Regions from separate parts of the Homo sapiens genome. Here regions 1, 2, 3, 4, 6 and 7 are each linked to region 5. Evidence: chromatin contacts called from ENCODE Hi-C or POLR2A ChIA-PET data. All regions are on one chromosome and are shown on one strand. Each heading gives the region's core, a stretch centred on a gene start or an enhancer-like site at or near the end of the contact. The rest is flanking DNA. Distances are from core to core; before and after follow the strand shown. Region 1 overlaps STARD7-AS1 (STARD7 antisense RNA 1). Region 2 overlaps NCAPH (non-SMC condensin I complex subunit H). Region 3 overlaps FAM178B (family with sequence similarity 178 member B). Region 4 holds the start of STARD7-AS1 (STARD7 antisense RNA 1). Region 5 holds the start of KANSL3 (KAT8 regulatory NSL complex subunit 3). Region 6 holds the start of ANKRD36 (ankyrin repeat domain 36). Region 7 holds the start of SNRNP200 (small nuclear ribonucleoprotein U5 subunit 200).

Region 1 (4,273 bases), core at 672-3,171, 400 kb after region 5:
AGAGCGAGACTCCATCTCAAAACAAAAACAAAAACAAAACAAAACGAACAACAACAGCAGCAAAAAAAGGCCAGGTTCAGTGGCTCACACCTGTAATCCCAGCACTTTCGGAGGCCGAGGTGGGCAGATCACTTGAGGTCAGGAGTTCGAGACCAGCCTAGCCGACATGGTGAAACTCCGGCTCTACTAAAAATACAAAAATTAGCTGGGTGTGGTGGCTTGCTCCTGTAGTACCAGCTACTCGGGAAGTTGAGGCAGGAGAATCACTTGAACCTGGGAGGCAGAGGTTGCAGTGAGCCAAGATTGCACCACTGCACTCCAGCCTGGGGGACCAGCCAGACCTTGTCTAAAAAAAAAAAAAAGGAAAGAAATAAATTCTTTTCCCATCTTTCTTTCTTTATTCTTATTTTTTGAGACAGCGTCTTCATCTGTTGCCCAAGGTAGAGTGCAGTGGCACAATCGCAGCTCATTGCAGCCTCTATCTCCTTAGGTTTAAGCAATCCTCACACTTCAGCCTCCAGGTTGCTGGGACTACAGGTGTGCAACACCACACCTGACTGATTTTTTTTTTTTCTTTTCTGTATTTTGTAGAGATGTGGTTTTGCCATGTTGCCCAGGCTGCTCTCAAACTCCTGGGCTCAAGCAATCTACACACCTCAACTTCCCAAAGTGCTGGGATTACCACCACACTTGGCCCTTTTCTCATTTCTAAAGTGGGTTGTCTTTTATTGTTGAGTTTTAAGAGCTTTTGTTTGTTTTTGCCATCCTGTGCCACTCTGTTGCACAGGATGGAGTGCCGTGGAGCCATCTGGGCTCACTGAAACCTCCAACTCCTGGGTTCAAGTGGTTCTTCTGCCTCAGTCTTGAGTGAGCCACTACGCCCGCCTAATTTTTGTATTTTTAGAGAGATAGAGTTTCACCGTGTTGGCCAGGCTGGTCTCAAACTCCTGACCTCAGGTGATCCGCCTGCCTCGGCCTCCCAAAGAGCTGGGATTATAGGCATGAGCCACCATGCCCGGCTGAGTTTTAAGAGTTTTTATATATTCTAGATACCAGCCCCTTATCAAGTGGCACAGAGCAACTATGGCAGAGGGCCTACAGAGATTAAGTTTGTGCCCCATAGATATACACTAAAACATTTTGGAGAAATGGAAAAATATGGATTGATACTTTCCATTGCAACAGAATTCTTTTAAAAGACAAAAGAACCTTAGATATCCTCACCAAATTTCAGGATGAAGAACACAGATATTGGAAATTCTTGCTCTAATCTTACCTAAGGGTGTATTAGTCAGTGCTGTTTTAGTTGCAAAAACTAAAAACTCAACTCAAATTAGTCATGGAAGAAAGGAATTTATTGGCTGAGCAGCGGAGAAGTTAAATCCTGAGGTGAATTTGGGGCTCCCAAGATGTCTGGGCCTCCTCACTCCCCCTCTTCCAGCTCCACCCCTGATCACTGGCATCATTTCCTGGCCAGGCCCTTCTCTAGCCTTCAGTGTGGCAAGAGAGCAGTTTCATTTCCGGCTATCTCAGAGCACTGCATTCAACAGAAAACAAAGCAAGCCCTTTCCTTGGAGTTTACAAATGACTCAGGATTCACTCTGATTTGACCAAGAGTCAGAACCCTAATTGGCCAAGCCTGAAGTCACTTGTCTACCCCTGATACTGGGAATAGAATGCATGGATGAGAGGGAGGTGGGTGGTTCCATGAAAAGGAAATTCAAGCACTTTTCCTAAAAGAAGGGGGAATGGATGCTGAAACAACACGTCTCCCACAAAGGGAGCAGACACTGGGCTTGTGAAGCTGCCCCATACCTTCCCCACAGAACTGGGTTTCCCTCCTTGGTGCCCCTGACGGAGCCTTGTCTTCACCCTCCATTATGTATTCATCATGTGGCATCGTCACTGTTTCCTCCTCTGTCTCCAGAGTGTCTTCTCTTAGTTCTCAGCTAGTAAGAGAAGGAGGCTGGGCATGGTGGCTCATGCCTGTAATCCCAGCACTTTGGAAGGCCAAAGTGGAAGGATTGCTTGAAGCCAGGAGTTTGAGACCAGCCTGGGCAACAAAGTAAGACTCCCGTCTCTACAAAAAAGAAAAAAAAAGTTAGCTGGGCATGGTCATGTGCACCTGTGGTCCCAGCTACTTGGGAGGCAGAGGCAGGAAGACTGCTTGAGCCCAGGAGTTTAAGGCTGCAGCGAGCTATGATTGCACCACTGCACTCCAGCCTGGGTGACAGAGTGAGACCTCATCTATAAAATTTTTTTTTAAATGCAGGGGTGAAGGAAATAAGGAGGTAATTACTGAAAGAATGAAAGGTCATGCTAGAAATATACCATAAAATGCAATGGGGACTCAAAGAAGGGCAAGATTAAAGGGGACAGGAAATCTATTCTGGGGTGTCTTTGAGGGCCCTGAGAAATAAAACAAAGGAGTGGCAACAGGAACCAAAATATCCTCTTAATTACTGCTAGAGGGCTGGGCTGGAGGACACAGCTTTAGACCTGTGAACTAAGTGAGCTGCTAATGCAAATCCCACTAGGAGGCAGGCTCACCCGCCCAGCCATGGTAGCCCTCAACCAGAGAAAGCCTCCTTTAGTCCTGCAGGAGTGCAGCCCCCTCAGCGAGAGCAGTGGGATTTTATACCCTGCATGCAGCTCACCCCCAAGGTGATGGAGGGGCCCACTGGCCTACACAGGACCAGTTTCCCCTCCCCACCTACCTATCCAAGCAGTCATCTTTTATTTTCCCTGGGGCAAAGTAATAGAGGGGTGGAGAGAAGGCAGGAATGTTACCCTAGTGGAACTCCCTGAACAGGGGAGGAAACTGGTAAGGTTTCCAAAAGCTCATGGAGACAGTGGCATTTAAGATGGGCCTCTCTTAAGGTCCTGAGCAGGAGGAAATGCAGAGACTCTGGGCCAACACTCCTAGATGTGGCTTCTGGTCACCCCCACTGTCAAGGTGGCTCCACTCTTGCCCCATGGCTCTCTGTAATAACTGCCCTCTTGCCTTGCCTGCTGGCCTGGGTTGCTATGGTGCAGTAACTCTACAGCTTGGTACTTGGGTCTCGACTTGTTCATACATGTTGGTGCATCTCTGTGCCCTAAGATTCTCTTCCAGCTATAGCTGGCTCTGTTTCTCTGCACCTGCCACACTGCAATGAGCAGATCTATTTCCAGGTCTGGCAGCCCCTGCTGCTGGGCTCCTTCCCATAGTGGTAAACTGGGCCAGGCTGAAGAGATGATATTAACCTAAACTGAGCCAGATACTCACCAACTGCAGGGAAGGAAGGAAGCAGGAGTGTGTGCTTCACTTTGCTTCCTAGGCTCCAGACCCCCAACTGCCCGCTGGGAAAACAAGGGCAGCTCTTGCCCACATGAAGCAGGGAGCCTCGCTCCTGAGGCAGGGCGCTGGTGGAGGCTGCCTGAATGTGTGTTCTCACTGGCGACTTGGATCTGGTCCTGAGAAGAGTTGACCCGAGATGTCTTTGGCCTTGCAATTCCACATACAGCCCCCTCCTTGATGACAAAAACAGATGCTTCCATGAGGAGTTTTTGAATTCGGAAGAAATTACCTGCTACGAGGAACAGTCTCACATACTGAGGAGTAAGAGGACGAATATTGTAAACACTTTTCATTCTGAATAATAGACTAATAGAGCTTTGGATTGTCCATGTATTCTGAAGGGAAGAAAAGGCACTTATTTGCTGCCTTTTGGCATGATAGTCAAAGCCCAGGGGTTGCATCAGACTCAAACAGCTTGCTCTCCAAGTCCTGAGGGGAAAGGGACCAAGGCATAGACATGAGAGCTAACAACAACCAACTTCAAGCAGGCCCACTTAACCCTCTGCACAATGCCTGCCCTCCGCTGTAATGAGAAATGATTTCCACACATGCTGCTGCTAAGATAATAAGAGTGCTTCCGAACTCTCTGCCAGAGCCCAGACTAGAAGACATGATCTGTAGCTTGGGATCTGAAACCTGCAGGCCATGAGGAAGGACACACAGAGGGCAAGGGCGTCAGCTAAGGGACAGCGGCGAGGGATGGCTGCAGAGGGGGTGTGCAGAGCTCCAGCACCGTGCAGGTGGAGAGAGTCCGTGCTCTAACTCCCAACACTGGTTATCCGCACCAGGATACTCTGTTGAGTTCCATGACAGAATCTGTTTCAGGGCGGGCTCCCTGGAGGCTGACTTTGAGATGGAGATTCCCATGCAGGGAGTGTACTGGGGCTGCTCTCAGGTTCAGCACCTACAGAAGGGAAGGAAGCAGACTTGCTC
Region 2 (4,131 bases), core at 768-3,267, 290 kb after region 5:
CTTCCTTCCCTATCCTCACTGTAAGCTGATGACCTGGCTTCCTGTTTTAAGACAGTATCCAGAAGGCTCCCCCATGAGTGCACCCAAACAACACCCGTCAGCCGAGCCCAACCTGTGCTGTCCATTCCCTACCTCTCACCTGCGCAAGGACATCAGCCTGGCAATTCTCCTTTCTGCTGCATCATCAATAATCCCTTCTCCAAACTAGACTGCTGTCATCAACAAAATATGCTGTCATTTCTCCCATTCAAAAACAAAATCAAAACTCTTGGCCTTACTTTTCCCTCCATTTGCTATCCCAGTACTCTGCTCCAAATTATAGCAAAACTCTTCAAAACAACTACCTATATTCAAGTGTTTTCAGTCCTTTCCTCCCATTTATCATAAAAAAAATTTCAGATCCACAAGAATGTTGAAACAGTAATACGAATCTCTGTAAAGCTTCTACTCAGATTACCCAATGGGTAGCATTTTGCATATTTGTTTTCATTTACTCTCTCTATATATATCTCTCTCCCCACCCCAGAGTCTTTTGTCAGTAATCCTCATGACACTTCACCATGTCCCAGTTACTAAGCTACTGCCTCTCAGCTCTAAGCCTACCCTCTCTCCTTGGCTGTGATGCAGGGTCTGGGACATTCAGCTTTGCCGGCAGCTCCCTGTTAGGGTTTACCAAGTAGGGGCACTAGAGGGAGACTACAGGCTCCAAGGGAGAGAAGGCACTGCTCCTTTCTGCAGGTTGCATGTTAGGAGAGCGTCACCCAGCAGTGTTCCACCCCGGCTGCAGCAGAGCCCACCTGTAGCAGCAGCTGAACCCCACTGGCAGATTTTCACACTCACAGAACCAGCCTTATTGAGACACCAGCACCAGCCAGCATGCCCCCGTTCCAGGGTCTGGGTCCTGGGCACACAATCCCCTCCCTCAAACTCAGGGACACTAGCACCAGCCAAGCCCTTCCCTGGAGGTCTGAGCTTGAGTTTCAGAGGGGCCCCCACTCCAAGCTCATTAGTGGCCTCAGGTTGCCACATTTGGCATGGTTGATCATTCCCCACTCCCTGAAATATTTTCTCATTTGGATACCACGCTCTTCTGGTTTTCCTCCTACCTACTGGATGTTTTTTCAGCTCTCTGAACTCCTAAGATTGGGGAAAAGGAACTCCCAGTCTTTTTCCCATATACATTCATTTCCTTGGTGACCAATTCTAGTTTTGTGACCTTAATTACCATTTATGAATGTTGTGGAGGTAAGAGAGAAAAGTAATCTAGTCTACTGCTAGTGGGAGAGTAAATTAGTACCTTTTTTTGAGGGCAACTTAAAATCCATGTCTCAGAATTTTCTTACAGATATTCTCCCATACGAGTGCAAAGATAATATGTATTAGAATGTTCACTGAAACAATGTTTTTAATGGCAGAATTAAAAAATAAAATTGTAGTAACACCTGTTTGCTTTAAATTAACTGTGCTAATTATAGATGAGGCCTCCAGTACCATTTGTTTAAGCCGATTCCTTAGGATTTGCTAGATAGATGATTTAAAGCTAGGATTCTGGAGTTAGACCACTTAGCTTCAACTTCTAGCTCACTTACTAGATGTGTCGTTTCAGGCAAGTCATTGTGCCTCAGTTACCTCTTCCTAAAATGATACAAGAATGTTGTGAGGATTAAATGAGTTAATACAGGTTACAGGCTTAAGGAAGCACATGGTGCTCACTATGTGTACATTAAATGTTAGCTAACATAACCACTGCTACATTTACTAGGAAATAAAATTAATTTTTTATCAATTAGATTTCTCAGCAATTTGCAGTCTCTTCCTTTTGAATCATTCTGAAACACTGAGGGACTTACTTTTAGTCTTTACTGTCAAGCTAAAAGATGATAATGCAGAGATATCAGTTGAATATTTTACTCCCTTGAGGCTTAAACAGGCACATACCAGCAAGGCAGCCTTAGCCCTGCCAAGTCTCAGCCCCTAAGGTTCTGAATTAGTCAGAAACCACACTGCGCATACAGTTCCTCACCTCACACTTCCGATCTGCTTCGGAGACATTGAGGTTGTTTATGTTCTGCTCAATAGTTCTGTGTAAGTGCTTCTTCTTTGGCTTTACAGCCTTTTTGGTTGTTCCCATTTCAGTAGCACTTCCATCTAAAAGGAGAAATACAATTGCGTACTGCAAGGGCTGCTTTGAAGCATGTGATGAACTTACTAACTCAAGTTCTTCAAAACCTGTCGTAATTTAAACATGTGAGGCCAGGTGTGGTGGCTCATGCCTGTAATCCTAGCGCTTTGGGAGGCTGAGGCAGACGGATCACTTGAGCTCAGGAGTTCAAGACCAGCCTGGCCAACATGACAAAACCCCGTCTCTACAAAACAGTACAAAAATTAGCCAGACATGGAGATGCACACCTGTAGTCCCAGCTACTTGGGGTGGTGAGGCAGGAGGATCACTTGAACTTGGGAGCCAGAGGCTGCCGTGAGCCCAGATCACACCACTGCATACCAGCCTGGGTGACAAAGTGAGCCTCGTTTCAAAAAAAAAAAAAACAAAACTCCAACCCCAACCAAACAAAAAACACGCAGTTCTCTCAAAACATCAGGCATATTTAATCTGCAACTTATGGAGAAACCAAACTATTAGATTTGGCTTCTCACGCAAGTCCATTTCCAAAGACTCCCAGATCAGAAGTTCCTTAGTTGGTGATGTTTACACAACCTGGCCTAAATAAAATATAAACGCTTTTATAAGGCCCTTCTCTTTTTCAAGGAAATATAATTTTAGTGTTTGAGTATCTTCTCACGTAAGACCATATATGGTTCTAAAAATGCCCTGTCTTCAATAAAATGAGATCACTTATTTCTTGTGACCTTCTTCTAGTATATTACTCAAGTAACTACCTGGTATGCCCTAAAAAGAGCCACTTAAATCCAGATCCCTACCCACCTACCAGCAACATGGCCTTCTACTTCTTCCAAAGACGGTGCATCTTTGCCCAGCCCCCCAAGGACTCTGTATACATCGGCATGGACGGCATCCACGCGCACAGCATAGATCTTGGTGCTGGCATCCAGAGTACCCGCAGCCACCTAGTCAAACAATCAGAGCTGCACTCACAAAGATACACAAAAAACAACTTCTGAACAGGTAAAACACAGCAAGCTTCACAAAATATTTACTTGCCCCAAGGAAGCAATGACAAAGATCCCTCTATGACTGATAGGGAATAAACAGAATATATATTCTCTCTGTATTTCATCAGTTTAGGAAAAGAAAGTAAATTAACTAACATAACATCTAAATGAGAAGTCTCTCATGTATTTGCAGCATTCAACTGTGTTATGCCAAGTAGTAGAAATCATCATCATTTAATTCAGATGCAAGAGAAAGTGGACATCCTTCTTACTTTAAAGTTGGTTGGTTCGGTGTCTTTCTGTTTAAGAATCTCTGACATAAAATCAATCAAGTGCAAACCAAAAGCATTCTTGGTAGTGATTTTCTGAAAACAGAAAATTGCAGAAAGGATTGTTATTTATAGCCTAGGCTCATGTAAATAATGCTGCTTTTAACAGAGGAAGCTAAGTCTTTACATAGGAATACCCACATATTGTCACTGATCTCTCTTCCCAAAAACACTTGTCAAGAGCCAAATCCTCACAGGCATGTCCTCATGTTCAAGGCTAGGGAATGACGGCACAAAATTCCTGAATGCTCAGTGTGTGCAGGCCCTGCTCTAAGCACTGCACACAAAGGGACTCACCCTCCAAACAACTTCATGAGGCAGGCACTACCCCCATTCTCCAGAGGACACGGAAGCAAAATGGTTGGGTGGCTCACACACAGCTTAGAAGCATGTAGCCTCCAACTCAGGCTAGCTCCAGAACTCTACTATTAACTCATGCGCCATGCTGCCTTTCTAGATACACAGCAGATAGCTGGCAGCCTCTCAGGAGGTGCACCACGGGTCCAGAGTAAACAGTAAAACCACCAGCACTAAGATGACTCACCAGAGAATTATCATCATTGATTGTGCATTATCTACAGAAACAAGATAGCTGGATTTCCCCTGTGATCAAGGGATTACGTCTTCAATAATAAACCAGCAAATACTCACATTTTCAGTGGACAGTTTG
Region 3 (4,172 bases), core at 1,154-3,653, 310 kb before region 5:
CCTCCTGAGTAGCTGGGATTACAGGCGCCCACCACCACGCACGGCTAATTTTTTTTTTCTTTTTTTTTGAGATGGAGTCTTGCTCTGTCTCCCAGGCTGGAGTGCAGTGGCGCAATCTTGGCTCACTGCAAGCTCCGCCTCCTGGGTTCACGCCATTCTCCTGCCTTAGCCTCCCGAGTAGCTGGGCCTACAGGCGCCCACCACCACACTTGGCTAATTTTTTGTATTTTTTAGTAGAGACGGGGTTTCACTGTGTTAGCCAGGATGGTCTCGATCTCCTGACCTCATGATCTTCCCACCTTGGCCTCCCAAAGTGCTGGGATTACAGGCGTGAGCCACCGCACCCGGTCTCGCATGGCTAATTTTTGTATATTTAGTAGAGACGGGGTTTCACCATGTTGACCAGGCTGGTCTTGAACTTCTAACCTCAGGTGATCCACCTGCCTTGGCCTCCCAAAGTGCTGGGATTACAGGCATGAGCCACGATGCCCGGCCAACACTCATTTTTATTTCATTTTTTTCTTGTTTTTAGTCAGGCCCATGCTCTGCTGCCCATGCTGGAGTGCAGTAGTACGATCACAGCTCACTGCAGCCTCCAACTCCCGGCTCAAGAGGTCCTCTTGCCTCGGCCTCCCAAGTAGTTGGGACCACAGGTGTGCACTACCATGCTTAGCTAAGTTTTGTATTTTTTTTTAGAGACAGGGTCTCACTGTGTTGCCTAGGCTGGTCTCAAATTCCTGGCCTCAAGCTATCCTCCTGCCTGGGCCTTCCAAAGTTCTGAGATTATAGACATGAGCCACTGCATCTGGCCTCTCTTATGTTTAAACAAAGAAAGAGAAAGCAAAAGGCCATAGGTGAACGCTTTGGTTGCTATTGGTTTCTATTGTATTTAGGCATTTTATTCAGACTGATTTGAGTAACTTGGCAAAGGCCCAGGAGCTGATACGTATAAATAACTACACTTGGTGTTTATCCTTCGGCCATCACTTGGGATTCTAAAGGCATTTAGAGACCTTGCCCTCTGGGACTGCTGCCCATAAAATAAATGAGGAGGTTGAGGCGGGAAGAATCTTCCCTTGGGTGTGATAAGGAACAGAAATTCCAAGATGAAGCTGGTCAGAGCTCTGCTTAGGAAGGCCCGTGTGCTGAGCCCAGCTGCCCCCATTTCCTGTCACTGGTTTTGCGGGTTTCCCCGTTGTAGCTGATGTCCTTCCCTCGCTTCCTTCTGCTCCAGTGGGCGGCGAGGGTGGAGGCAGACACCTGCCCACTGTCATTGCTGTCATGGCTGGGGATTAGCAGCTCCCTCCTCATCTCTAGTCACAGCTGAGGACTCCGATGGGAACCTCCCTTCATGGGATCCTCAGGTCTGACAGCTGGGGGCTTCCCACTCAGCCAGGCCTGCATGGTATCTGCTGCCGATGGAGGCTCTGTCCCTCTGTCTCTCCCTCCAGGGCCCTCCAACATTCTCAGGATAACTTCGGACCTCAGCATTGGCTTGGCCGTGGACAGAGGCACCCCCTTGGACCCAGCATCCGTGTTCTTGATGTGGGGACGTGACTCTGACAACAGCCAATTCTGTCACCCAAGGCGTTTGAGCTTTCACTGCACACACCTCCCACCCCCTTTCCTTTTTCCCTTTTCCTCCAGGCTTCCCAGCCCAGGTGCTGCTGTTGGGATCCTCCTCCTTTCCCCAGAGTTAAGGCATTGTCTGTGCACAAGGCCCATTCCCTGCCCAGCAGCCAAGCTTGAGGTCACCCTGTGATAACCTGAAGGGCGTGGAAGGGCTTGTGGCTGAGCCAAGGAGAAGCAGCACTCCCGTCCCACCGAGCATGCACTCGGCCTGCAGAGGGGAGTCCTTGCCTCTAACCCTAAACACAGAATTCCTTGAAAGCCAGTCACCTCAGGGCAGAGCAGGACTATGTCCTTTCTGGCTTTCTGTTGCTCCTGGTCCCATAGACAAAATTTTCTCAGCAGCAATGAACTCAGAGGCCAATCAATCATTTCTCTGGCAGAAACTGCAAAGCCCACATAGCAGAAGGGAGATGTTGCAACTGTGGGGTCTCTCCCTTGGAGCAGCAGTTAGAAATGTGTTGATCTGAGCCAACAGGGCCTTGTACAATCAATTCTCCCACTAAGAAACTGGCGGGGTGCCCCCTCCAGCAGAATGCCAGAGCCAGCGTCTCCTCAGAGTCCCTGAAGCGCCAGCCTCCTCACCACATGGCCCTTGTCGGGGTTCTGCCAACTTGCAAGGTCCTCCAGACATTGTTTACATGGGTATTGTCTGCGTTCGGGCTGCTGTGCATGTTCTTGAACCATGCGTCTTGCTGGGGTCAGTCCCTGAAAGTCTCCATGTGACCGGGCACGTGGATAGAATGGAGCATGCCAGCAGTCCTGGGGTGCACGTGTATTTGTATGTACAAACGAAGGTCTATTTCAGGGTGGTAAACTTCACAACCACAGGAACAAAGCTGCTTTCTCCTCTGAACTTAAATGACTTAGAGAAAAAACATGCAATTTGTAAACTGCCTGGACATTCTCAGAGAGACAGCAGCTTGGCTCAGAGGATAATCTTTGTTTTGTAGCATTCTGTTCCTGGCAGATTAAAAAATGATGTCCTTTTTAAAGGAGAAGGAGGAGAAGCAGAAGGAGGAGGTTGGGCTGACTGAAAAACTTTTTATCTAGGGTGGCAACGTTAAGTACTTTCTGAAATGTTCTTTGCATGCATTTGGGCCATTAAAAAGAAGAACAAATGTGACTTACGTTTTCATTTCCTGGAATCCATGTTAATGATCTTTGGGACGTGGTCTAGAGAGAGCAAGCAAAGATGGTGGTCACAAAATGCGCAGGACGTAGGAGAATCCTACCCCAAACCCAGGCTCTCTGGGGATGACCAGGAGCTCAGGAACGGTGACAAAGTCCAGCCAACCCCCTATAAAATGACTTCTGAAGCACCTTCTACCAGAGGCCCTACAACCATATGAAACATTTCAACAACTCATTTTGCAAAGATCTGGAATCTTGTAGGTCAAGGTGATCTACCGGGTCAGTGGTCCCCAAGGCAGGGCTCATCTCCACACCAGCGCCGATTTTGAGAGCTCCTGTTAGGAGGAAGAGGCCCGAGGGGGTGGTGTGAATGGGCACACGGTCACAGCCACAGCCGCGTGGCTGGTCTGAGCACGCCCCCATCCCTGGAATCTGGGACACTTGCAGCTCACATGGTTTCTGAAGAATCCTCTATGGAACTCTTGTTTGGTATTTCCTTCCCAGAATGTCTTCATCCCGGGCCCCTTTCTGTTATTTTCCGGTCTTCTCAGGTGTCCCCTTTGTATCTGAAAAACATAAGGCAGAGCAGAAACGCCCTGTGTAACCAGATCGCGAGACGCTGGCCTCGTGGGGGTAATCGTGCCCGCCCCTTGCAGCTGGAGGAACCCGAGGCTAAGACACCCACTCCTGGCCTCACTCCTCACCTTTCCACACCCTTGGCAAATATTCCACTTTCCCCTGTGGTCAAATGGAAAGGGCAGACTGCACTGCCCCACCATGTTTTTTTGTTTGTTTGAGACGGAGTGTTGCCCTGTTGCCCAGGCTGGAGTGCAGTGGCATGATCTTGGCTCACTGCAACTTCCACCTCCCGGGTTCAAGCAATTCTCCTGCCTCAGCTTCCCGAGTAGCTGGGATTACAGGTACATGCCACCATGCCTGGCTAATTTTTGTATTTTTAGTAGAGACAGCGTTTCACCATGTTGGCCAGGCTGGTCTTGAACTCCTGACCTCGTGATCTACCCGCCTTTGCCTCCCAAAGTGCTGGGATTACAGGCGTGAGCCACTGCCTCCAGCCACCCGCCATGTGTTTTAAACACCATGAGGTGTGTTCACGCAACATTCAAGAAGAGCAGGTGATTCTGATGCTAGCCTGGGTTCTTTTCCTTCTGACAGATCATGCACTGAGGGCTTGAAAAGCACATTTGTCTCTAGCGTTACAGATATGCTTCCCAACAGCCAGTGAAGCTGGGTAGTGACAGCCTCCCGCGGTGTCACCGAGACAAGTGTGCTGGCACAGAGGCCTCCCCTAACCTCAGCCCTCTGCCTCCCAGCTCCCCGCCAGCCCAACAGCTCTCCTTCCTGCGCAGTGGCCTCCTGAACATCCTCTACCTGCACATGCCTGACTGCCC
Region 4 (3,789 bases), core at 1,248-3,747, 430 kb after region 5:
CTCCCGAGTAGCTAGGATTACAGGTGCCCACTACCACGCCCGGCTAATTTTTTGTATTTTTAGTAGAGACGAGGTTTCACCGTGTTAGCCAGGATGGTCTGGATCTTCTGACCTCGTGATCCGCCCGCCTTGGCCTCCCAAAGTGCTGGGATTAAAAGTGTGAGCCACCATGCCCGGCCTAGAGCTCTTTTTTCTAAGAAAAAATCCTTTTAAGGCCAGGCACGGTGGGTCATTGAATCGTGAATTCAATGGGTGGTCTCTGAGCAGTCACCCTGAATCAGGCCTGTTAAACTTCTTTCAGGGCTCACTGAATGTGACTAGATAAATAAGGAGTGTTCTCCAAGTTAGGCCTGCTGGATTTTCATCAGCAATTCCTTCAGAGATCCCCTCCATATATACAAACACACACACGAAGACAAGACAGACAGAAGGCCTTCCAAATTAAGGTCCCTAACCAAGAACTCCAAGAGTACCCCTTCCAAACTATCCTCCTATTCTCCATCTGACAAATCTCCCTGAAATATTCCTGATTGAGAAGTCTCCCGAACCAAGACTCTTCCTAGTTAGGGACAGCCAACTGGGATGCCCCAGGAGCCAAACTGAGACAGACACCCCATGGTGGAGCTACAGACACCCACCATGTGGCTACAGAATCAGTCCGGAGAAGGAAGGAGGCACTGGCAGCACCTAGGATACTCAGCAACCTGCCACCCCATGATGGGGCTATAGCTACAGACACTCCATGACCTGGCTACAGCGCCCCGCTATGGAGCTACAGATACCCTGTGACAGGGCTACAGTTATGGGATGTCTCCCCAGGACTATTTCTCCATTGCGATTAAGTCCATGCATATTGGGCTAGCAGTGCCCCACTGGCAGAGACGGTGCCAGAGTTAGCCCCTAGTCCAAGAGAACTATGTGGCCGCTTAGGCTGGCCTCTGGATCTGTCACCAGAGGTGGGGCTACCGAACCATGGACAGGTAGCCACAAGGGGTATCCCAGACGAACCCCCAAATTTGTAACCGTACAATGGGTTCACCTTGCCCACTGCCTAGACAGAGCCGATTTATCAAGACAGGGGAACTGCAATAAAGAGTAATTCACGCAGAGCCCACTATGAGACTGGAGTTTGTTTCAACATTACTCAATCAGTCTCCCTTAGCATTCCGGGATCAGAGTGTTTAAGGATAATTTGGTGGGTGGGGGAAGGCCAGTGAGTCCAGAGTGTTGACTGGTTGGGTCGAGATGAAATAATAGGGAATTGAAGCTGTCCTCTTGCACTGAGTTGGTTCCTGGGTGGGGGCCACAAGGTCAGATGAGCCAGTTTATCCATCTGGGTGGTGCCAGGATCCAACCAGTGCGGGGTCAGCAAAATATCTCAAGCACTGATCTTAAGAGCAGTTTAGGGGGATCACAATATCGTAGCCTCCAGCTGCATGACTCCTAAACCATAATTTCCAATCTTATGGCTAACTTATTAGTCCTACAAAGGCAGTCTAGTTCCCAGATAAGAAGATTTGTTTTGGGAAAGGGCTGTTATCCTCTTTATTTTAAACTATAAACTAAGTTCCTCCCAAAATTAGTTCACCTAAGCTCAGGAATGAACAAGGACAGAAGCAAGATGGAATTGGTTAGGTCAGATCTCTTTCACTGTCTCAGTTTTAATTCTGCAATGGCGGTTATCACTGGGAGCCCCCAGCCCCCGCAGAGACATGCGGAGCCCCGCCCCCACCCTGCACTCTAATAAAGAAGGGGGCCAGCGTGCCGGCCTCTTAAAACAAGTTAACACCTGGCAGGATTCTAACAGGAACCTGGCCAGGTTTCTCCGCGGGGCGGGGCTGGGACGGCCGGAAGATGGCGGCGACGGCGGCAGCCGGGTCCGAGGGTCACTCTCCAATGCGCCCTTGACGGCTCTCGCCGCCGAGCCACCTACCTTGCTAGCAGGCGGCCTCCGCGCATGCATGAAGGGGCAGGAGGGGGCGGTGACGAGCACTTCACGGCGCCAATGAGCACCCAGGAGCCCAGGTCGCGCCCAATCACGGCCCAGGTGGCGGAGAAAAAGTAGGGTGCGCGCGCGCCGCGCGTGTGGCAGTCGCGGAAGGCGCGGGAGCTTGCGTGCTGCTGGGCCTGAGCTGTCTGTCTCGTTTCTGTCCGCGCGCCCTGCATCCCGGCCCCGGGCGCCCGCTGGAGGTCGCCGAGGAGCCACAGGGCTGACTGGTCTGCTGCCCGGGCCCAGGAGTGCCTGGTGTAGCAGTCGCGGAGCCATCCCGGCGTCTGCTGCCATGACCGACTCTCCCCTCAGAGGAGACTCTTCCTCAGCGGTGGCTGCAGAGACAGATGAGCGGCGGCTCCTGGCCGCGGGACCGTGAGACGGGTTCGTGGCCGGCCATTTAGGGGGACGCTGCGACCACCGCCTGCGCCCCTCCGGACTGGTTCCTTGGGCCCCGGAAGCTCGCGGCGGGCCCTGCGGGAGGCGGCATGCTCCCGCGGAGGCTGCTGGCCGCCTGGCTGGCGGGGACGCGGGGCGGGGGCCTGCTGGCGCTTCTGGCCAATCAGTGCCGCTTCGTCACGGGCCTGCGCGTGCGGCGCGCGCAGCAGATCGCGCAGCTCTACGGCCGCCTCTACTCCGAGAGCTCACGCCGCGTTCTCCTCGGCCGCCTCTGGCGCCGGCTGCACGGCCGTCCTGGCCATGCCTCTGCCTTGATGGCGGCGTTAGCCGGCGTCTTCGTTTGGGACGAGGAGAGGATCCAGGAGGAGGAGTTGCAGAGGTGGGCGCTGCGGCGAGCTCTTTCTGGGCCGTGGGGTGGGGGGGCTTGTGAACCCTGGGGCCTGCCCTGTGGTCGTTGGCCCTTGTTTACCCGGTGGTCTTTTAATTGGCAATACAGTCGATTGAACCTGCTTCAGCAAACCGCGTTGTTATTTGTCTCTGTGTGTCAATTTGCATTTGTCGGGTTATAAAATAGAACTGAAAGTGTGTAGGCTGGTGTGTAGGAGGGAGACTTTGAGTGGGGCGAGCAAGACAGTAAAGAAACAACACTGTAGAAATCAATTAGATAGCGAAGGCATGGAGGCCCTTGTTCATGTAATCTGTAATCTTTAACACAACCAGAAAGGTGCAAATTCAAAACAAATTTTAAATTTGGCCTAAGGGTGGTGGGCTGCTATTTGCAAAATGACTTCAATCCAGATGGGACTCAGGCCTGTGAGAAAAGCCAGGAGAGCCCTCTGTCATCGTGACTCGTGGCAAAATTGAGAGCCTGGAAGCGATTTTGTCCAGGTTACACAAACCAGCAGCCCAGACATTTGAACCTGTAAGAATTAGGTCAGATTTTTGCGACGTTAACTAGAACTTTGGGAATAGTGTCCCATTAGACTCTGAAGTCATGCTGTCGTCATCAAAACTGTGAAAAGCCCAGTACCATTGATTACGTTTGTTAATCTGTAGTTCTGAGACTGTAGTTTCCAGGTAATGTCATGGGGAAACTTTGCTTTGGTTTTTGGTTTACCTTGTGTCTGTATTTTCTTTGCAACAGATATTCTTAAACTGTGCCCTCCCTGCACAGAAAGTACTTTGCCGTGATTTCGGGAACCAGAGACAATCCCCTCCCTCCGCAGATTCCACACTCGCCTGTTTATTCTTGATATTTCCTCCACAGGGAAACAACCTGTTATTCCACATTTTTTGTTAGGTTAAAAATGGAAATACCCCAATAAAGTTTATACCATGGCCTGTGTGGGAGGTGTAACACCCAGATGCCAGGCAGCTATTTGTGCCACACTATGAATTGT
Region 5 (4,090 bases), core at 856-3,355:
GGTCTCAGCTACTCGGGAGGCTGAGGCAGGAGAATCGCTTGAACCAGGGAGGTGGAGGTTGCAGTGAGCCGAGATCACGCTACTGCACTCCAGCCTGGGCGACAGAGAGAGACTCTGTCTCAAAAAAACAAAAACAAAACAAAACAAAAAACTCATTAATAAGCAAATAAATGGGATAAGATACCATTTATCACCTCTTAAATTGGCAAAGAATGAAACAAAATGATAAACGTGGTGTGCTGAGGAAAGGAAGGGGCAGAGAAAAGATACAAATCTGTTTTTAGTGGGAATGGGAATATAAGTAGAGAAATAGCAGAACCCTGGCCCCAAACAAGCGCCCAGGAGACAAAGTTAAGGGTAGGGAGAGGTGGGGCAGGGGCTGCTCTATTTGTGATAATTTCTATGGCCTTAAGCTCCATATTTCTAAACAGCACTTTTAAATAGCATTCCTTGATTTTTTCAAATCTATGAGGCATTTTCCCAGTTTTATTGTTTTCCCCGGGGCTCTCCCTCCTGGTCTTCTCTTCTCCCCCAGCTGAGACTAGTGGTCCCCAGTCCTGCAGCATAGCTATTGTCCTGGGATACTCTTTGCCATCACCTTCAGAATTCCTCGTCTGCTTCTTGTGTTAGACCCTGCTTCCCCGATCCTATGCCTTCCGTCTTCTCAGTTTACCCTCTCATCTTTGTGGAACACAGCTTTGAGTGGCTTTCTGAATGTTTCGAGTGTTTGCATGTCTGTACCTATCTTTTTTTTTTTTTTGAGACAGAGTCTTGCTGTGTCGCCCAGGCTGGAGTGCAATGGCGCGATTTTGGCTCACCGCAACCTCTGCCTCCTGAGTTTGAGAGATTCTCCCACCTCAGCCTCCCGAGTAGCCGGGATTACAGGCATGCGCCACCACACCTGGCTAATTTTTGTATTTTTAGTAGAGACAGGATTTCGCTATGTTGGCCAGGCTGGTTTTGTACTCCTGAACTCGTGATCCACCCTCCTCAGCCTCCCAAAGTGCTGGGATTACAGGCGTGAGCCACCGCACCCGGCCATTTCTTTTTTTAAATAGAAACGAAGTCTCACTGTTTTGTGCAGGCTAGTCTTGAACTCTTGGGCTCAAGCAATCTTCCCACCTTGGCCTCCCAAAGTACTGGGATTATAGGCATGAGCCACAGATCCCGGGTGAGATTTATCATCTTGAACCATGTCTCTTGCTGTCTTGTCTCATGTCTCTTGATGTCATGTTGTCAGTCAGTCAACCAAATAACCAATTATTGATCAGTCAACATTTGAACAATTACCTATGTTCTGGGTGTATGTTCTCTGGAGGATACAAAGGTTAATGTCCCTGATTTTGAGGATCTACTCTCTCTACACAAAACACATAGGAAAGTTAACCACACAAAACAATCTAGGGTCAGTAACAAAATTCTTTTTTTTTTTTTTTGAGACGTAGTCTCACTCCGTCGTCCAGGCTGGAGTGCAGTGGTGCAACCATGGCTCATTGCAGCCTGGACCTCCCAGACTCAAGTGATCCTCCCACCTCAGCCTCCCGGGTAGCTGGGACTACAGGCATACACCACTATCACACACACCTAATTTCTAAAATTTTTTGTAGATACGGGGGTCTCATCATATTGGCCAGGCTCATCTCAAACTCCTGAGCTCAAGAGGTCCTCCCGCCTAGGCCTCCCAAAGCGCTGGGATTACAGGCGTGAGCCACATTAGGTAAATTCTTAATGAGTAAATTCAGGTGGCTGCCCTGGTGGAGGTGGACCGTTGGGTGCTCGACCGCCCAGAGGGCACAAAGGACCAACACGGTGGGGGTGGCGAGAACTGGGGCCGTAGAAGCCAGCCTAGTCCTCCGCCCTCGCTTTCCCTACTGAATATGCGCGAGGGGGAAACTCCAGCCTAGTTGTTGACTTTCTGCTTCGGACATGCTCGCGTGTTCTTGGCTCTCCTCTTCCGGACAGAGGCGCCGGAGCTTCATCCGTTCCGGGCTTTGCCGCTCACCGCCTCTCCCTTCCCAGGCCGTAACCCGCTTCCGCGTTTTACTCGGTGCCCGCAGCGCCGGGGCGTGGAGGCGTTAACGCGCACGCGCTTAGGGATCCGGCCGTGGCCGAGCGCGCGGCCGTAAGACCGCGGGTGAGAGCAGCGTTGGCTTCGAGGGGAGTGGCGGGCCGTGGGGATCGCGGCCGTGGTTGGGACGGCCGGGGGTCTCGGCGAGGGCTTCAGGGCTCCCGGGGCATGCGGGGGCCCGGGCTAGGGCCGGCTGCCGGTGCTGGTCGGGCGGGGCGGGTCGGGCCGGGGGCGGGCTGGCAGGGGCCGCGTCTGGGCCTCCGTGACGCGGACGCCGAGCCCTGCCCCAGGGAGCGGGAGGCGGGAGGCGGGGGCCAGGCGGCTCCTCCTCGTCGCGAACTCTGGATGACCTTGGCCAAATCGCTTCAGTTCCCCGAGCTGGCGACTTCGTCTGTAAAATGCGAGTCATAGCCCTGTCTCCTAGATGGGCCGTGTGGAGGCTCAGTGGCGGGAACGCCTGCGGGGCAGCCGGGGTCCTGGGCGGTTTGCTAGGGACGCCTCACTGGGGGTGAGGGTGAAAGGGCTTCCACGGGGATCATTTTGTCACAGGCTTTGTTGGGGGGGCAGTTTTCATTTTTATGTAAACAACTCTGGAATATTACGAAGTACTTAACAGAACTTTTGTTTCGCACAATACGAGAGGCTTGAAGAAGTGGAGCCCTAGCTGGGATTCGCTTTTTTGAGGCCGGCGTTGCCCTGCCCTTTAGGGGTGCCCACGCTCTAGCTGCGGCCCCGGCTCCCTTCGCATTGTCGTTAGAGGATGGTGTGAAGCAACAGAGATCCTTAGCTTTCAACGAATTCATATTTGTGATTTCCTGTTTGTCAAAACCCTTCCTGCCCACCTAGGAAGTGGTGCTGGCCAAGCAAGTTTACTGTCTGTCCACGCGAGGTCTTTCTGAACCTTGGGGTCGGTGAGCTCTCCCGTTAGGTAATTTCAGTTCGCTAGAGGTTGAGTATGGGACAACTCGTGGCACCATAGTTTTTTTTTTCTTTTTTTTTGGTGTTGGTGTGGGATTCCACGAACCGTCCCCACCAGAGGTCTGCCGTGAAATGGATACTCAATAGGAATGATAGTAGGTTACAAAAGTAAGCATGTTAGATGGTGTAGATTGGGAGAAATTTAGGATATTGGAATTGACCTAAACTGAAACTTTTCACTGCAGGTGACTAGCATGCAGATACCCATGCTCTGACTTTCTGCCCCTCCACTGACATGGCCCACCGGGGTGGGGAGAGGGACTTCCAGACTTCAGCTCGACGCATGGGCACCTCGCTGCTCTTCCAGCTTTCAGTGCATGAACGGGAGCTGGACCTGGTTTTTCTGGATCATAGCTATGCCAAGCCTTGGAGTGCCCACCCAGATGCCAGTAGTGCCCGCCCCACCCGCATGCTCTTTGTCACTCCCCGGCGGCAGCACGAAAGTACCATGTGAGTTGGGGCTTCTAAGGGCTGCTGGTAACCTCACTGGGCAGTGATCAGATGGGAATTTAGAGAGGATTTTCTCAGGATTGACTGGGGGAGATTGTATGAGGCATTTGGATGTTAAATTCAGGCATCTCTTAAGCAGCATAAGGATAGCAGGCTTGAATGTGGCTATCTCTGTGAGACAGCTAACAAGAGTTAGGAAAGCAAGACGTGCAAATGAAAAGCAGACAACCTATTCCACTTAGATAGTAGGACGTGTGGAAAGGGGAAAATCGTAGAGGGTTATTTAACTGGTGAAGAAAAAGACTGAAAAGTTGATTTTAAAAGATTACCCACAGGATACGACTCTTTTATCACATTAGTCCAGTGCTCTGGGTTGCTTGACAGTGGCAACAATAGCCTTTTTATAGTAATGCATTTTGCTTTTCTTGGTTTCACACACGAAGGTTAGGAGCCAATTCCCAAGACGTTGCTTTTTCTCTTCCCTTGTTACAGAGCTGCTATCCATAGGTTAATCTAAACCCTTCTTATGTCTAATGATATTTTCACCCAGCCTATGTTATAGGGTAAGGAAGTTTCATAAATTGACTACCTGAT
Region 6 (4,263 bases), core at 973-3,472, 470 kb before region 5:
TATTTGTAGGAATATAAACATGCATCAATATAAGTAGGCATTTGTGTTTTTTTCTGTTATCTTTCTTATTTTGTGCATTTAAAATTTTTAATCTACATTCCATAACGAATTTATTTCTGTGACATAAAAATCTAGCCAGATTTCTCCAAATAGTTAGCAGGCACTTCATTTATGAGTAATTCATCTTTTCCTACTAATATGAAATGTCACCATTATCCAATTCTATTAGATTGGTGCAAAGGCAATTGCGGCTTTCGCCATTACTTGTAATTGCGGCAAAAACCGCAATTGCTTTTGCACCAACCTAATAAATTCTTACACATATTGGTGTGTTCCTGGATTTTCTAACCTGTTCCATTCACTGATTTGTTGTTTCAGCTGTTAGTAAATAACTTGTGGAAATTAACAGCACATTTTCATATCTAGAAAGGCAAGTCTTTTTTGACTCCATTTCAAAAGTTTTCTTGATGTCGTCACAATAGTAAAAGACAGCATGAGTAATTCAAAAATGTTAACACTTTGATAACTTTATTTGGATTATGTAAAATTTATAAACACAGAAAGAGCTCAGAACTTTAGAAAAATGTGTCTTTCTATTCAAGAACACAGACCATCTTCCCACTTCAAAGTTTCCCTCTAAGGTCCCTCAGTGAAAACCAAATTGACATAGGTGTCCATTGATATCAAATAAATATTGGATTTTTATCCAAAGAATTTTTAGCCAGGAAGTTGATATATTATGGAAATGATTTCTCTCATTATGCACCTTTCCATAATGTATGTAACATTATGCTTTAAAATGTGCACGTTAAAAATAAAACGCTGTACATGCTGAATTTTATTAGTGAAATCACTTTAAAATGATTTATAAAGAAGCAGCATGGTGAGTGATTGGAAACCAGCTGAAGTTTTGTTTTTGTTTTGCTGCTTGTGAAAATGACCTGGGTGCTCGCCCCCGCCAAGGTTTCCACATCCCAGGTGCGGCTGAGCCTGCCAGGAAAGAAAGTCCAGCCCCTTTGGTGACAGGACTCGCCCCCCTCACCTCTGCACCCCTTTCCCCCACCCCATTCACCCCCACCCCTCACCCCCACCTCCAGTCCTCTATCCCATTGAACCCTCACCCCATCTCCCCACCCCACACCGTCCACGCCCCTACCCCCCAAGCCTTCATTCCGTCCACCTCAGCCCATTCACGCCCCCACCCCATGCACCCCCTACTCCCCACTCCCATCCCCCAACTCACTCCACACCCCGCCACCCCATATACCGCCACTCCCCAGGCCCCGCTCCACTCACTCCCACCCCAGCCGGGCACCCCCTAGCCCCCGTCCAAACCCCGAGCCCCGGACCATCCGCCCCGCAGCCCTCAGCCTGGAAAGGGGTACTTCTCCACATCCACAGGCCTCCTCCCGCAGCCCCGGCTCCCGGCCCCCATTACCTTTCCTTCCTGTCTCTCTTATTGGCGTCATAATACGTGAGCAGAAGGTACTTCAGTTTCTCTAGATTACCATGTAAGACAGCTCTGTGGATCCTCTTCAGATGATACGGTTTAATGGGGTATTGGGGAAATGCGAAGCCATCCGAGCACAAGCGCTCCATGAGGGTGGGCCACCTCTCCCGCTTGCCGTCTTCCATAATCGTCGGCTGCAAATTGTAGCCTGCAGCCGTATTTCAGCTCGCCTTCGGGGATCGCCGCCTCCGAAGAGCAACAACGAGCAAAGCAGTCTGTCCACGGACCTCCGCACAGACTCTCAGCGCCTCCCGCCTCTCAGCAGAAACGCCCAACAGAAGGGTTAGAACCAGCGAGCACGCGCACCTTAGCCGGCCCTGCCCAACAGGCCCGAGGCAGAGAAACCGCCCTAGCAGCTCTCGCGCGCCCAGTGCAGGCGGCGGTTGCTGCGGAGGTGCCGCGGGAGGGCGGGGCTCCCTGGAGCGCGAGGCGCGCCCTGCCCCAGGGCCTGTTTAACTGTCGCCCGCGCGCTCTTCTCTTCCACAGGCTCCCGACGCTCGGAGTCCCCCGCGCTGGGCCCTCTGCAGCCCAGGGATGGGGTTGAGTGGTGCTTCTCCGCCTGGTGCCACCGCTGGGCCCACAGCCCCACTTCGCCACTGCGTCGCCCCCGGGGTCCGCGCTGATGGGTGCGAGGCGGGAGGACGGGATCCGGGGTTGCCACAGCTGCAGCCAGCGCACCACTTGTAGGCGGCACTGCAGCTCGGGCTCCGGCGGGGGCTGGCGGGGCTCCCGTGGGATGGCCTCCTGGGCCCTGAGTGCGCCCCCATCCGGCCGGAGGGTGCGCGCCTCCTGCACCCCCGGCGGAAGCCCATGCCCGGCGCTCCTGCCGCAGACTGCCTGACTTGCCGCGGCCAGGCTGGCCCCGGGGTCCGCGCGGCTGGAGGCGCAGGCCTGGTCGGGGATTCCCAATCCTCGGGGACCCCTGCTCCATGTGCTGGTGGCGGCTGCAGCTGCAGCGCCCGTGGGCTGACGTGGCTTCCCGGAGCTGCGGCCGGCCGCGCCCAAGGGCCCCACAGGCTGCGCTGCCCTTGCCAGCTGCTCCTGACCCGCGCCCAGAGCGCAGGACCTGACGCTTGGCACTCTGCAGCCACGGGGATGAGGCTGAGCGCCTGTTTTCGGCCTCGTGGCGCCGCTGGGGCCACAGCCTGACTTCACCACCCTGTCGCCCGAGTCCTGTGATGGGCAGGTGTGAGGAGGGGCAATCGGGGTTCCCAAGGCTGCTGCCTGCATGCCACTCCGTGAGGAAGTTGAAATACGTGATCTCTAAGATTCCTCCCAGTTCTTCACCTCATGAGACAAATATAAATCAAGTAACATTCGCTATTGTGATTAGAAAAGCTGCATTTACACACGTTAGCCACTAGATGGGGACGTGCGATTGTTACAATGCTGAAGGTTTCCCGTATTTCTTTATTTTTTATTTGGCCGCTAGAGGGCACGCCTGCACTGCACTTAAAGCTGACTATTAAGGAAAGACAAAGGAATTCTTGGATTTTTCCATTTTCCTCATCACCTGTGCTTATCAGAGAATTCCAGGGGCAAGCTACCCTTTCCAATTCATCACTAATTTATAAACAAAATTCTAAGGAGTAAGGAATGCTTCTTACTTACTTCCTATAACATATTTAAGAATGAACGCTCAAAATAAAAGTAATTTATTTAAAACGTGTTGAGTAATTATAACTGCAAAATTTTTGCTCATGTTTTTCATATGCTGTTCATTTGCAAATTATTAGAAATCTACATATTCTGTTCATCTCAGCATTATTTATAACAGGGAAAAATTAGACACTAGCCAAAAATCTAAAAACAGGGAACAGTAAGGAAAAAACAAATGGTTCTTTTAATCATCATCACTAAAAGTGCTTGTGACTTAAAATAATGACATAAAAGATGCTTCTACGTTGTTGAGTAAAACATCAAGATAAATTTAAAATTCTATTTCAAGCTTAACTATATTCATTTAAAAAGAGAAAAATTTTAGAGGGTTTATCTTGTTGGATTATCAGATGTTATTTTTCTCTTTTTAATGCCATATACTTTTCAAATTTTCAGTGGGCTGGTATTACTTTTGTATTTAAAAAAGAAAAATATAAGGAAAAAGAAACCTGTCACACACTTTTTAGTGGATTTTACTGATCAGTCATCTCTGTATTTCTGGCATCAGCAAACTGAGCCAGAAACTCAGTGCCTCCCATTTCTTTCTTTTTTTTTTTTTTTTTAGACGGAGTCTTGCTCTGTCGCCCAGGCTAGAGTTCAGTGGCTCAAACTTGGCTCGCTGCAACCTCTGCCTCCCAGGTTCAAGTGATTCTTCTGCCTCAGCCTCCCAATTAGCTGGGATGACAGGTGCCCACCACCGCACCCGGCTAATTTTTCTATTTTAGTAGAAACAGGGTTTCACCATCTTGACCAGGCTGGTCTCGACTCCTGACCTTGTGATCCACTGGCCTCGGCCTCCCAAAGTGCTGGGATTAACAGACCTGAGCCACCGCGCCAGGCCAAGTGCCTCCCATTTCTTGTATTTACCTTTAAAACTCCTGCAATGAAGGACTCCCTCCTCCCTCATCTAACCTATTATGTGTGTGGTGAGTTCTGACTATGATATCATTCCTGATGTGAAACCGAAGTCTCTCTCTTCTAAGTCCATCCATTGGTTCAGTTCTGTCTTCTGACAGAGTCCACGCCAGACTTCACATTTCTCCCAATCGTCTTTGTCCTACAAGGGCTTTCTATTCTTCAAGCTAAAGAGATAC
Region 7 (3,833 bases), core at 320-2,819, 330 kb after region 5:
CATCCAGGCTGGAGTGCAGAGTTTGATCTCGGCTCACTGCAACCTCCACCTCCCAGGTTCAAGTGATTCTCCTGCCTCAGCCTCCTGAGTAGCTGGGATTACAGGCACCCACTACCACGCCTGGCTAATTTTTGTATTTTTAGTAGTGACAGGGTTTCACCATGTGGGCCAGGCTGGTCTCAAACTCCTGACCTCAAGTGATCCGCCTGCCTTGGCCTCCCAGAGTGCTGGGATTACAGGCGTGAGCCAGCGTGTCCAGCCAATTGCCTCAATTTTAAGGATGAGGAAAATGGTGCTCACCGAGAGGCCAGGTAGCTAGCTACTTCAAAGTCACACAGCCACTGAGGAGCAGAGCCATGAGGACTCGACTGTCCCTTGGGAAGACGAGTTATTAAAAAAAAAACAAACACCCACCAAAGCAGCAAACTCCATGCCTACAGGGGCTGGGCAAGTAAAAATAAGGAGATGGGCAGGCATGAGAAAACAGGAGCAGTGGGAAGGACTTGCCTATTCTCTGACCTTGGCAGCTGCTGACCAGCAGCAGGTCATGCCATGCAGCAGTGTGGGTGTCATGTGGCTGATTTTCTAGTATCTCAACTGATGGGGGAGAGCCAGAGTTTGCATGAAATTATCCCAATTTTTAAAGAAGGAGCCAACAGTGAGCCAAACACGATACCACTACAGAACAAATCTGGTCTAGGGGACTGCTATTGAGGATGAATTCCTTTGGCTTAACACCCATCCTCCTGTTCATTCATCTTCTCAAAAGCAAACATGCTCTAAGTGAGGAGGGAGGTCACCTTCAGCCATAAGGCGCCATTCTACTGGCGAGAAGTGGTGGGGAATGTGGGACAGAGAAGACTTTGTAGCTGGGGAAGAAATTAAGTCATAGTCACCAAGGATTTGGCCCTGCCTTCACCGGTTTCCCTGGGCGGCAGGGAGGGCCCTACCATAGAATGTTACCGACAAGTGGGAGCAAATGGGGGCCCCGGCCCTGTTCGTTCAGCTGGGTGAAAACGAGGGTCTTGGGGGCACAGGTTTAGGTGGGATTGGTGGGGGATAGTAGCTTTCTTTTTCAATTGTTGAACACAGAAGAGAAACCCAAAGCAAGGCGCCAATCATTAAAACACACAAACACAGACACACGCGCAAGTCACCTTGCTCGCTGGGTACTTTAGTTACCTCAAACGGAAATGGGGTTTTCGGCCCCTCTTTTCCTGCCTACCTCATGGGACTGTTGCCAAAGAGGAAGGAACCGGAAGGAAAGGTCTTGGGACAGGACAGGGGCTAAGCAGCCGTGCATTCGTTATGATGTGAGGGGTGCCGGGGGCTGGAGACTGAGGTCGGGGAGAGCACGGGCCCTGGGTCCTTAGTGCCAGCGGGCGGCCAGAACCAGAGTGCGGGGGTCTAGGGATTCGGGGACCCAGACGCACCAGGCCCACATATCCCGCTCAGAAGGGTGCGGAAAGCCGCGCGCACACGGCAGGGACACGCCCCAGACACGCCCCGCCCCGCACTTCTGGGGCGCGACCCGGAAGCGGAAGGGAACCCGTTTCTTTTCCTTCCCCAGTGCGTCTTTCCTGCGTCGTTCCGGCGCGGCGGGAGCAGAGATCTGCGGCCGTTTGCAGCTTGCGGTAGGGAGGCGTGGTGGTCTGAAGCCTCCGAGCAGCCGCGGCCATGGCGGATGTAACCGCCCGTAGTCTGCAATACGAGTACAAGGCGGTGCGTTTGGTCTTGGGGAAGGATTCCAGGCTCAGGAGTCCAATGGGGAGGGGGAGGCTGAAAAAGGGAGTTTCAGTCTGAAGGCCTACAGGAGAGCCACGAAAACGAAGGGGAAATGGAATCGGGGTGAAGGTGGGGGTTATACGATGACGTGAATAACCTACTGGGGTCTGGGGAGCGCTAAGATCTCTCTAGGAGGAGTTTCTCGAGTACCTTCAACGCTAAGCCCTCCCCCTTCCACACGTCACTCCCAACCCACTCACTACTTTTCACAGGTGTGGGTTATGATGGGCGCTGTTAGGAACAAGAATTGTTTAGCTGATTCGACAGCGCATAAGACTTATTCAGCTGTACGCTTCTGCACAGCGTTATACTATGCAATTCTTAAGGAAAATATATTTTTATTACGATTAGTGATGATAAGCAACTAGTTACTACGATTTTTTCCATCAGCTGGGGTAACTATGATAGTAGGAATTGGCCCTGCTCATGTCAAAGCTTCAATAATGTTTTGATCTTTTCAGAACTCGAATCTTGTGCTCCAAGCTGACCGTTCTCTCATTGACCGGACCCGCCGGGATGAACCCACAGGAGAGGTGCTGTCCCTTGTTGGGAAGCTGGAGGGCACCCGTATGGGAGACAAGGCTCAACGGACCAAACCGCAGATGCAGGAGGAAAGAAGAGCCAAGTGAGTGCCAAGGGGATACTATTTTTTCCTTCAGATCCAAAGTCTCTTCCCTTTAACATTCGAGCAGCATTTTTGCTGGAATGCTTGGTGTAAGATCAGTGGCATTAAAACAATTCAGTGAAGGTAAAAACAGACCAGGAGAGTTTAAAGATTTTTTGGCCTTAACAAGTGCATCTCAAGTGGAAAATAACTTGTTGGTACCTTTTTCTTACATGTGTGTTTCTGGTCCATAGACAGATCTTAATTTTCTTCAGGGTATTTTCAAGACCCTTGCTATTCCTATGTCCCAGTAATTCGTTTTCCTTTTTTCCCATTACTAACTTCCTACCCCTACTTTTTCCATTTACTCTTGTCCACGTTCTACCTATTTTGTTGTAACAAACTAATTTAAGCATCCATAGTATGAAAGACAGGTTTCTTTCTTAGTTTGCATTTTTTTCCTTTATTTTTTTTTTTTAAGATTTCTTGGGGATATGTTTCAAAAACTTACCTTTACCTCATCATTATCTTTTGATCCTGAATATCTTGGTGTCTTGCTCCCTTTCCTATGATGAAGTTTCCAAAATTCCTAGGCTTAGTTTGATTAAAGTAGTTATGTTTGAAATGAGTTAATACATTATCTCCACTTTGTGCTATATCTTCTTTTCCAGTTTTGTTATACTTTGTTGATAGTCAACGGCAGTAGATTCTGTTAGAGCTTGGTTCTCTAGCTAGAAAGGGAAAATGCATTGGAGAGGTGAAAAACTAGTCAAAATCCTATTATATAATAGTCTCATACAATGTATGAAGGGTTGTACTTTTTTTTTTTTTTTTTTTGAGACGGAATCTCACTCTGTCACCCAGGCTGGAGTGCAGTGGCGTGATCTCTCTCACGGCAACCTCCACCTCCCGGGTTCAAGCGATTCTCCTGCCTCAGCCTCCTGAGTAGCTGGGATTACAGGCGCTCGCCACTGTGCCCGGCTAATTTTTGTATATTTAGTAGATACAGGGTTTCTCCATGTTGGCCAGGTTGGTCTTGAACTCCTGACCTCAGGTGATCCGCCTGCCTTGGCCTCCCAAAATGTTGGGATTACAGGCGTGAACCACTGCACCTGGCCAAAGGGTTGTATTTTTTAAATGAGAAACATCTCATTGTAATGTTTAGTGCATCTAGTGAGAAGATGATAGGGAATTTTTCTTTTTGTCACTGTGTCCCATAAAGAAATACTCCTGCAAGTGATTAAGGCCAAACGGAATCATTTGCTGAGGCTCAGATACCTGTTTTCAGATATTAACTTCTTGCCATGAAGCTGAGGAGAGGAGGGTGGGCTTGATCCAGTCTTCCCTTGGGGACGAAAGGTTCTGCCATTCAATATCACATTGCATGTCCATTAGGCGAAGAAAGCGTGATGAGGACCGGCATGACATCAACAAGATGAAGGGT

What was found. Hi-C counts contacts between places; a loop is a spot of excess contacts on that map. ChIA-PET counts read pairs that join two places held with the same protein, here RNA polymerase II (POLR2A). Pooled maps may share reads with other maps.
Region 1: a pooled map shows a loop between it and region 5 (3-fold over the local background). The contact joins the enhancer-like site here to the promoter of KANSL3 in region 5. A Hi-C loop is called at or near these places in 1 of 168 maps with a recorded cell type or tissue (gastrocnemius medialis) and 1 of 50 pooled maps. POLR2A ChIA-PET finds 5 or more read pairs at or near these places in 1 of 52 experiments (OCI-LY7).
Region 2: a loop to region 5 is called in a pooled map, with 3 times the contacts of the local background. The contact joins the enhancer-like site here to the promoter of KANSL3 in region 5. A Hi-C loop is called at or near these places in 1 of 168 maps with a recorded cell type or tissue (CD4-positive, alpha-beta T cell), 2 of 37 single-sample maps with no recorded cell type and 9 of 50 pooled maps. POLR2A ChIA-PET finds 5 or more read pairs at or near these places in 5 of 52 experiments (GM10248, GM12878, OCI-LY7 and 2 more).
Region 3: a map of prostate gland shows a loop between it and region 5 (5-fold over the local background). The contact joins the enhancer-like site here to the promoter of KANSL3 in region 5. A Hi-C loop is called at or near these places in 15 of 168 maps with a recorded cell type or tissue (CD4-positive, alpha-beta T cell, CD8-positive, alpha-beta T cell, dorsolateral prefrontal cortex and 9 more), 12 of 37 single-sample maps with no recorded cell type and 29 of 50 pooled maps. POLR2A ChIA-PET finds 5 or more read pairs at or near these places in 4 of 52 experiments (CD4-positive, alpha-beta T cell, CD4-positive, alpha-beta memory T cell, activated CD4-positive, alpha-beta memory T cell and 1 more).
Region 4: a loop to region 5 is called in a map of CD8-positive, alpha-beta T cell, with 23 times the contacts of the local background. The contact joins the promoter of STARD7-AS1 here to the promoter of KANSL3 in region 5. A Hi-C loop is called at or near these places in 2 of 168 maps with a recorded cell type or tissue (CD8-positive, alpha-beta T cell and naive thymus-derived CD4-positive, alpha-beta T cell), 4 of 37 single-sample maps with no recorded cell type and 19 of 50 pooled maps. POLR2A ChIA-PET finds 5 or more read pairs at or near these places in 2 of 52 experiments (CD4-positive, alpha-beta T cell and activated B cell).
Region 6: a map of dorsolateral prefrontal cortex shows a loop between it and region 5 (10-fold over the local background). The contact joins the promoter of ANKRD36 here to the promoter of KANSL3 in region 5. A Hi-C loop is called at or near these places in 4 of 168 maps with a recorded cell type or tissue (CD4-positive, alpha-beta memory T cell, CD8-positive, alpha-beta T cell, dorsolateral prefrontal cortex and 1 more), 5 of 37 single-sample maps with no recorded cell type and 15 of 50 pooled maps.
Region 7: a map of CD8-positive, alpha-beta T cell shows a loop between it and region 5 (4-fold over the local background). The contact joins the promoter of SNRNP200 here to the promoter of KANSL3 in region 5. A Hi-C loop is called at or near these places in 2 of 168 maps with a recorded cell type or tissue (CD8-positive, alpha-beta T cell and naive thymus-derived CD4-positive, alpha-beta T cell) and 8 of 50 pooled maps.

Annotation. Positions count from the first base shown.
Region 1 is chr2:96,239,684-96,243,956 of GRCh38, reverse strand. STARD7-AS1 (STARD7 antisense RNA 1) reads right to left here. Exons shown (of 4, transcript NR_046322.1): 3 at 3,269-4,244; 4 at 1,334-2,080. Among named protein-coding and RNA genes, the nearest start is that of TMEM127, 24 kb to the left of the region's middle. RefSeq lists enhancers at 1,794-1,843, 1,864-2,123. Within about 2 kb of position 1,921, at least 19 of the 41 ENCODE cell types and tissues checked have a DNase peak (open chromatin) inside an H3K27ac peak, as active enhancers do; they include OCI-LY7 and gastrocnemius medialis, where a contact is called at or near this core.
Region 2 is chr2:96,342,122-96,346,252 of GRCh38, reverse strand. NCAPH (non-SMC condensin I complex subunit H) reads right to left here. Exons shown (of 18, transcript NM_015341.5): 3 at 4,113-4,131; 4 at 3,405-3,497; 5 at 2,949-3,087; 6 at 2,024-2,148. Among named protein-coding and RNA genes, the nearest start is that of NCAPH, 8.4 kb to the right of the region's middle. Within about 2 kb of position 2,017, at least 4 of the 41 ENCODE cell types and tissues checked have a DNase peak (open chromatin) inside an H3K27ac peak, as active enhancers do; they include CD4-positive, alpha-beta T cell, where a contact is called at or near this core.
Region 3 is chr2:96,951,407-96,955,578 of GRCh38, reverse strand. FAM178B (family with sequence similarity 178 member B) reads left to right here. Exons shown (of 17, transcript NM_001122646.3): 7 at 4,095-4,172. Among named protein-coding and RNA genes, the nearest start is that of FAM178B, 33 kb to the left of the region's middle. Within about 2 kb of position 2,403, at least 12 of the 41 ENCODE cell types and tissues checked have a DNase peak (open chromatin) inside an H3K27ac peak, as active enhancers do; they include dorsolateral prefrontal cortex, heart right ventricle, prostate gland and 1 more, where a contact is called at or near this core.
Region 4 is chr2:96,207,124-96,210,912 of GRCh38, reverse strand. STARD7-AS1 (STARD7 antisense RNA 1) reads right to left here and starts at 2,497. Exons shown (of 4, transcript NR_046322.1): 1 at 1,934-2,497. STARD7 (StAR related lipid transfer domain containing 7) reads left to right here and starts at 2,086. Exons shown (of 8, transcript NM_020151.4): 1 at 2,086-2,768. The coding sequence starts at 2,479. RefSeq lists silencers at 1,840-2,059, 2,410-2,669 and an enhancer at 1,802-2,392.
Region 5 is chr2:96,636,327-96,640,416 of GRCh38, reverse strand. KANSL3 (KAT8 regulatory NSL complex subunit 3) reads left to right here and starts at 2,105. Exons shown (of 21, transcript NM_001115016.3): 1 at 2,105-2,134; 2 at 3,232-3,496. The coding sequence starts at 3,282. RefSeq lists a silencer at 2,176-2,385.
Region 6 is chr2:97,111,112-97,115,374 of GRCh38, reverse strand. It overlaps ANKRD36 (ankyrin repeat domain 36), which reads right to left and starts at 2,222. Exons shown (of 76, transcript NM_001354587.1): 1 at 1,439-2,222. The coding sequence starts at 1,635. RefSeq lists enhancers at 1,483-1,712, 2,673-2,772 and silencers at 1,833-1,962, 2,043-2,422.
Region 7 is chr2:96,303,282-96,307,114 of GRCh38, reverse strand. It overlaps SNRNP200 (small nuclear ribonucleoprotein U5 subunit 200), which reads left to right and starts at 1,569. Exons shown (of 45, transcript NM_014014.5): 1 at 1,569-1,722; 2 at 2,247-2,410; 3 at 3,785-3,833. The coding sequence starts at 1,678. RefSeq lists enhancers at 1-488, 1,081-1,160, 1,410-1,704.